Linked DNA regions of Homo sapiens: regions 2 and 3 are each linked to region 1. The links are chromatin loops, found by intact Hi-C in ENCODE. Cell type or tissue: endothelial cell of umbilical vein. All regions are shown on one strand.

The links. Peaks named below come from ENCODE experiments on the same cell type or tissue, not always from the same donor. Only the 100,000 strongest peaks of a DNase experiment are listed, where the experiment ranks them.
Region 2: a loop joins it to region 1, with 24 times the contacts of the local background. A loop is called at or near these places in 104 of 110 quality-filtered maps.
Region 3: a loop joins it to region 1, with 8 times the contacts of the local background. A loop is called at or near these places in 2 of 110 quality-filtered maps.

The regions. Positions count from the first base shown.
Region 1 is chr2:158,009,421-158,011,920 of GRCh38, forward strand. It overlaps a transcript of UPP2 not described here. Among named protein-coding and RNA genes, the nearest start is that of UPP2, 91 kb to the right of the region's middle. In endothelial cell of umbilical vein, a CTCF peak has its summit at 1,068 (motif pointing left); a DNase peak (open chromatin) is centred at 2,201; H3K27ac peaks cover 277 bases.
Region 2 is chr2:157,776,465-157,778,964 of GRCh38, forward strand. ACVR1 (activin A receptor type 1) reads right to left here. Exons shown (of 11, transcript NM_001111067.4): 5 at 1,667-1,878. Among named protein-coding and RNA genes, the nearest start is that of ACVR1, 99 kb to the right of the region's middle. In endothelial cell of umbilical vein, a CTCF peak has its summit at 1,191 (motif pointing right); a DNase peak (open chromatin) is centred at 1,177.
Region 3 is chr2:157,837,153-157,839,652 of GRCh38, forward strand. The region is part of intron 1 of ACVR1 (activin A receptor type 1); the gene reads right to left. Among named protein-coding and RNA genes, the nearest start is that of ACVR1, 38 kb to the right of the region's middle. RefSeq lists an enhancer at 993-2,192. In endothelial cell of umbilical vein, no CTCF peak of the experiment used is centred here; DNase peaks (open chromatin) are centred at 989, 1,509 and 2,059; H3K4me3 peaks cover 653 bases; H3K27ac peaks cover 2,317 bases.

The DNA.
Region 1 (2,500 bases):
AATGTCCAGAATAACCAGAGCCAAACATAATGATTTTACAGTTGAAGGATAGCCAAGACGCACATTTTCTGAGTGTGGTTTTACTGGGAGTCTGTGTGCAGATGAAATATGGCTTTTAAGAACATAATCTTCATGGAAAAGGCTTTTCTTGTCATAGCACTGGGCTGACTTTCAAGCCAAGGTCAAAGTACTTTCTGCAGGTCTATTTTTAGGTTTCCCATTTCTCAACAGAAGGCTCCCAGTTTTGAGTTAGCGCAACGCAGACTGGACTGTGCCCTAGAAGGAACAGGAATGCTTCCTCTTTGTGGCTTCCCCTGCATCTACCTGCAGACTTCTTGCTTTGCACAGCTCCAGGGTGAATGGGCATTCTCCTGCGGGCTGCCTTCTGTGGTCATCTTGCCCCAGCAAATGCTGTAGTCTCTCGTAAGGCAAAGGGCTATGCAGGGTTACTTTCCTCTTGCTTCTTTTGGATTTTCTAAAAACGTGGCTACCTTACATTATTGCTATTAATCAAGAATTTTCCAGATCTTCAAACTGCAAACCCAAGGGGGGAAAAATGAGGTCAAAGTGATTTAATTTAGATTGAGGTGGAAGACACCAGGAAACGAGTATGTTAATCAAATATATCAAATGCTATTTCTTTGTCTTTGAAATTGAATACAGAGGACATAGAAGTCTGTAAATAAATTAATAAATTAATGCATGTATTTTGGTTTTATGTTATGGCTTTTCATCGAAAGCGACAGAAGAATGAGGATGAAGAAAACCCGGAAGAAAGACAAGCAATCAACCTTGATATAGGCGGAAAATATCTACTATAATAATTATGTATCACTTTCCCAAAAAGGAACACTAGATTGTTAAAAAGAGTAATCCCTGAATTTGTTATAAGTAGTGCTTTGATTTTATGAATATATGTTCTTAAAATATTTTCCTTTCCTTATTTTCTAGTGAGGAAAGATTTAAATATCCTATCCTGGATGCTGGAAACTGTTGCATCCTCTTCCCGCCAACCATTAACTTTTACTTCCTTGCATAACAGCCCCATCTTGTGGTTGTTTGTAAATTTTCCACTAAAGATATGTTGCATTTTCACAGTTACGGGCATAAGTGGAATCCTCCCTTTTACCTTTCCTAGTAGGCTGAATCAAATTAAGCAGGAAAGAAGAACGGGTATGCATGAATTCAATTTAAAAGGCCAAAAACTGGTGAGGGAAATACAGGGCAGGTATTCAACAAGGATTGTTTGCATTAATGTTAAGTGAAGGCACAGTTATATTAATAGGTAAAAGGTAATACAATGAGTTCCCTCCAATGAGAGCATCATTAGCTCCCTCTTTTTCTTTTTTTTTTTTTTTTTTTTGAGACAGAGTCTCGCTCTGTCACCCAGGCTGGAGTGCAGTGGCACAATCTGGGCTCACTGCAATCTCTGCCTCCTGGGTTCAAGTGATTCTGGTGCCTTAGCCTCCCTAGTAGCTGGGACTACAGGTGCACGCCTCCATGCCCAGCTGATTTTTGTATTTTTAGTAGAGACGGGGTTTCTCCATGTTGGCCAGGCTGGTCTCGAACTCCTGACTCAAATGATCCACCCACCTCGACCTCCCAAAGTGTTGGGATTACAGGTGTGAGCCACAGTGCCCGGCCTCCTCCCTCATTATCTTAATAAAGCTTCTGATCTGGCACCTGTCTGCTTCACTAGGCCAAGGAGGCTTACCAGAGCTCATACAGAGCGCTGCAATTCCAAACCCTTGTGCTGGGGAACACCCTTTGGTTTCACACGGCAGAAATACAATAGGAAATAGCTTCAGAAGAATGCGAAGGTAATGACTCAGGTAACCAGACAGCCAGAAGGACAGAGGAAATGGGTGATTCAGAAAGACCTGACACAGGGTTCTGAATGCCAGCAGGACTCTTTCTCCCTCCTGCGTCTCTGAGTGTTTTGCTCATTGTCTTTTTCCCCTCTGCTTCTTTTCTGGCTCTTTACAGTTTCCAGGCTCACATCTGGGCTCATGGCTCTCTAACTGGAGAGAAGGAGCCCTCCTTTCCCATAAAGTTTTGAAAAAAAGCTAGGGAAGAAGTCTGATTGGCTTGTTTTGGGCCACATGACCACCCTTTGATCAATTGCAATGGTCAAGGGAGCTAGGCTCAGCTTGGGTAAGTTGTCCACCACTGAAGGGAACCAATCACTGTGGAGGAGGATGTAGGGTCATGTGAAAAGATCAAGTTTTCACACAGAACACTTGTCTGGAGGGAGGGAGGGAGGGAAGGAGCCATTTGTTTAAAGAAGGAAGAGATGAATAAACCAACTTGGCTAATTGAAACAAACAGACTTCCTCCTTTCCTCTCCTGTCTATGCCTGGCACATCACTCAACAAATATTTGCTCGATAAATGAAAGATTTTCTAATTGAATAGAAGATCCTAGGGTAGGTGTAAATGGTAGTGGGGTGGGGATAGGGGTGTGTTTGCTATTTCCTGGAGCTGAAGAAACCACAAGGTTC
Region 2 (2,500 bases), 230 kb before region 1:
TAACAAAAAAAATTGTATTTCTCTACTTTTTGAAATGAAATGTCCTTATACTGCATTCTCTTTCCCCAGTTCCACTGTACCACAGTTTAAACAGTAGGTAAATGGAAGCTACAGAAGGTTACTTCCCCCTTTTACATACCAAAAAGTGGCCCAGTGATGGATGGGGCAGGCAGTAGAATGGGATGTTTCCCAGCCCATATCAGGCACTACCAAATGTCTGTGACAACCTGCCACAGGTGGGTCCTGCAATTGTCCAGGTGTAGCATCTGTGCTACCCAGATGGTCACTGGTGAGGGGAAGTCTTCTCCAGCATAAGGGGAGCTGCAGGGCAAGTGTAACTGCAGAACTATCAGACACTTTGAAGCTTGCTGTCTAGCAGAACAAGACTTACTGCAAAATGATTTCAAATACACATGGGCAATGGCATTAAGTAAAACTGAATCACATTAGAAAGTTATTACTTTGATTGTCTTTCAATTAATCGGATTGTGACAAGGAGTCTCAAATTGGTATTGGCATGTCTCTTGCACTCACTTAACACCCACAAATCTCAAATTTTTCAGAGTAGGCATCAGACTCAGCATAATATCCATGCAGAATGTTATTATTTTTTCTTTTGCACTTTATGATAACCTTCTATTTAGAGCAAGTGATACCCTTTCCCCACTTAAAGTTCAAAGCGTCTTTAAAATGAACACTTGGTAAGCAATTTTAAAAGGTAAATAGAAGGAGATAGTCATTTTTTAATGTGATTTTATCATTTAAAAATATGCAAAAGAATAATTTTTTAATGTATAAATACAATAGTTTCTAACACTGTGCAGTCCAGCGGGTTAATCACTAGCCACACATTGCCATGAGCAAGTAAACTGTGGCTGGTGTGAATTGATATATGCTATAGGTGTAAAATACACACAAGATTTTGAAAATTTACTTCAAAAGCAAAAAGAATGTAAAATTTACATTAATAATTTTTTAATCGATTATACGTTGAAATGACAAAGATGGTATGTATTTGGTTGAATATCTGTTAAAATTAAATCTACTTTTACGAAACTTTTTGGGTTTTTTCATGTGTTTGTTTTTAAGGTGGCTACTTGAAAATTTTAAATTACATGTGATGCACATGTTTCTATTGGACAACACCGGTTTAACCAAATGACTGCACTCCACAAGAGGGCACCACAGGAGCATACAAAATTTAAAAGCTGCTTTTTTGGATGTCAAGTTTTTAAGCCTTAAATTACAGGATGCTGAAATAATCTAGAAAGGAAATTAATATTTAATATTCAGCAAAAGGTGCCTTTTTAAAGGAGCACTTTTATGGCTAAAAATAGAGTAACTGAAGACCACAAATTCCAACCCTCCAAAACTGTAGGCAACCATTCTCTGTCTCTTTTGCTTTACCCCTCAGAGAAAAGTAACTAACTACCAACACTACTAAAATAAATCCCATCCCTTATTTAAATGTCTATCTAAAATGGCTGTTCTGATATGGGAAGACTACACAGGTGCCAGCATGTGCTTGTTTAGGACATAAGTAACCAACAGCATGTGTGTACACTGTTCAGTCACTCATTACTGGTTAGCGTTTCATGCTCGAAATAAGAACGTGTCTCCAGACACCTTCCTTATGCTTGGGATTTCCTGTGGGGTCATGACTTACTGCTAAAGTGCTGTCTCCAACATTGGTGGTGATGAGCCCTTCGATAGTGCCATACTCCACGTCTCGGGGATTGAGGCGTTCTTGGTTGCGCCTTTTAAATTTTCGGAGAGCAACTCCCAGCAGGCAGGCTAAAAGACATACTGCGAACACTACAGAGAGAATAATGAGGCCAACCTCCAAGTGGAAATTCTGTGTTCCAGGGAAGGATTTTCCTGGAGTTGGAGGGAAAAGGGGGAATTAGTTGTAAGGATCACTGCTTACTTATTATTAGCATAACCAATATCCTAACAAGTAGCTCCTGATCCTGACCACACAGTCTCACAACTCACGAAGTATTAAAACTAAAACACTTCCTAATGCCTGGCCAATGGCCCAGACATTTTAACCATCATTCAATTAGACACAACTAGAATTTGAAAAAATTCCACTGAGAATCAATTGCATTAATGTATGAATGTGAGAGTGCTTTTAAAATATAAAGTACTGTACAAATCTTTGATATTACTCTCATTAACTTGGATTTGGTATGTTTCGCCATCAAGCCCTTACAGACACTGTACTATCCTTAAGAGAAAGGGCTACCTGAGCTAAAACCAAATTACCCATCTGTGGTCTCTGTCTTTAATATATCCTGGGTGTCTACTGCTGGTTTCTCACTGATTTTTTTACATCACAATTTCTGCCTAGGAACCCATTCATTCCTCTCTTCATTTACTCGCTTATTCAGACATTCATTCACTGATTCACTCCCTGGGTTCAGACCTCTCCATGACATTATGTCATCAGGCCCTGTTCTTCCCTACAGAGGCCTTACCCATTTCCATATTACTGGTC
Region 3 (2,500 bases), 170 kb before region 1:
AATAAAAGTCAAAGTAATTTAAATTTTACACTCACATGTAACAGAGGCAGAGCTAGGTAATCAGCTCATCTCTCTTTTGAATTTACAGGGATGCTTTTCTAAATCACTCAAACAGCATGTCTTTCTTTCCCTTTGGAGATCGAAGGATTTACCTGACCATGAGGCAGTAAGTTCCCAAAGTCAGGTCTCGTCTGAGCACAGCCTTACCTGGCCCACAGTCACAGAAGAGAGCTTCACTCAGAGAACGGGTTCAGGAAGTACATATAGAATGAAAGCTGACTAAGGCAAGCCTTTACCATTTTCCATTATCTTCTAAAATGAGATGCTTTTTTAAAAAAAACTTTTAAATTTTTTAATTTAATTTCGAGCACGGAAATTTAAAGATATTTGAGGGAAAATAGAGCGGTACATCTGTGATAAGTGACTGTTCTGTCAAAGTTTAAGGACTGTAACCCTCAGATACATTTTATTCAAAATAACAATTTCTATTGTCACACACTCAAAGCAACCCAGACAAACAGGCTTGGAAACTACCAGCCAACTTCATTCTGTGAGTAACCATTAAGTTTTAATCAGATGTGGTTCAATTTCTGGAACAGTGAGCATTAAGAGGGGCTCATCAAGGAAAATGGGCAAAAGTAGGAGGAGAAGGAGGAGGAGGAGGAGAGGAGGAGGTAGAGAACAAAAGAACTGCCCCGCAAGCCAGTCATTGAACGTGGACTCTTGACTCGAATTCTCTGCCCCTCTTTGCAGCTGTTGTCTCCTGCAGTTGGCACGAAGCGTTGCCAGTCTGGGACCGGCTTCCAGTGAGGACAGCATTGTTTTATTGGCTACTTAGGCAATGCACACACCATTAATGGAGTTTTTATCTCTCCATTTTCCTGTCAGTACAGAACCAGCCAGTCTGACTCTGTTATTATCATCAAGAAAGCTTTTCCCCCCCTCCCCACACACACTCTTTAATCCAAACAACATCTGGGAACTTCAGCCTCTATCATGTAAAAGCGAAACAGATTTAGAGGGAGAGCAGGAGAAAGTACAGTTCCAGTCGCACTGAACAACAAACGAATTCCAACAGGAGAACTAACCTTGAGCCGCCCAATATCTCTGAAACGCTATTCGCTTCAAAAAGGCAAGGTACTTCCCGCTGCATTGCTTTAAACTTCCGATAGACCCTTGCTATCAAGAGGTGGGGGAAAAAAAAACAACCCATAGTGACAAGTTGCTTATTGGTACTGTTTTCCTAGAAGGGAAGTCCTGTTGTGAAATAAAAGTCAAGAATAATATTTAGGTGATTTTTTTAAAGAATGTCTTTTTTATTCAAAAAGGAAAAAACAATAAAGACCCTTTAGCAGACATTACTAGTAAGTACATCCCCAGTGTACAAACTATTAGGAAAAATGTGGCGCCATTAAACCCAGAAAATATGTCCTTCTGTAACAGACAGCTGTCTCCTCTGTAGTTTAAGTGTGCTTTCTGCTTAGCTCATGCTCCGTGAGTCATGGAATCAATACAGGAAGCACACAGAGCCAGCCACACTGCAGATTCCGAGGAGGGTCAAGCCACACAGCTCCTCTGTTCCTCTCCTCTGCTTGCTGCATGGCTCTTCCAAGTATGTACATCTGGGGAGAACGCACAACCCCATTTCTACTTCATGTTTAAACCTGCCTCATAAGGTCTCCAATCCTGGTCCTTTCAGCATTGTTTCTAGGTAAGTAGAACCTAAAAATTACAGCCCTCCAACATGCAGGTGTCAAGCAATCCATCCTGCCCCTCAGCCCCACTCCTTTTTGAGTTTTCTGCAATGCACCAATAACTATACTTAGGTTAGAAGGGACTTACTTCCCCAGAAATGCTCATCACCCAGTAGAAGACAAAATCAGAACTGAACATCTGAGTGTCAGCAAAGGTTAATGGTTTATTTTTAATTTATTTATTTTTGTTCCATTCAGCAAAACAGGGGAAAATCACTCACTGTCTGAGCCACAGGCTCCTGCTCACTGGAAGCTGTGCCCAGAGCCCCTTGCAGTCTGTTGTTAATGACAGTCTCAGTAACCTGATCCTCTCACAGTGGGAGTCTTGAGTAAGCACTGGCCTCTCTCGGGTCTCGCCTTTCTATTGTCCCACCCTGCAGGGCCAGCTGTTTCTGACAGCCAAATTGCTGCATGCTAAGCAATGAATGCTGTCAGATAAGGAATTTTCATTTCTATAATGCATAGGCCTCCATGGACAAATTATACAGCTTATGGTGCTGGCTGCAGGATGCTGCTCCAAGCTTGAAGCACTGCCAAAATGAAGCCTGTCCTCCCCTCTCCCCAGCCCCAGGCTGACAAGACAGTCACCCAAAATGAATCTGAATGGCCCAGGGAGAAATGGAACACGTGTTTTCAGAGACAAACAAAACATATGTTGAGAATAGCTGTCCAGCGACACTCTTTGATGTAATGGCGTACAGGGAAAGCTAATTGATCTAATGTCACACCACACAACTACCAGGCAT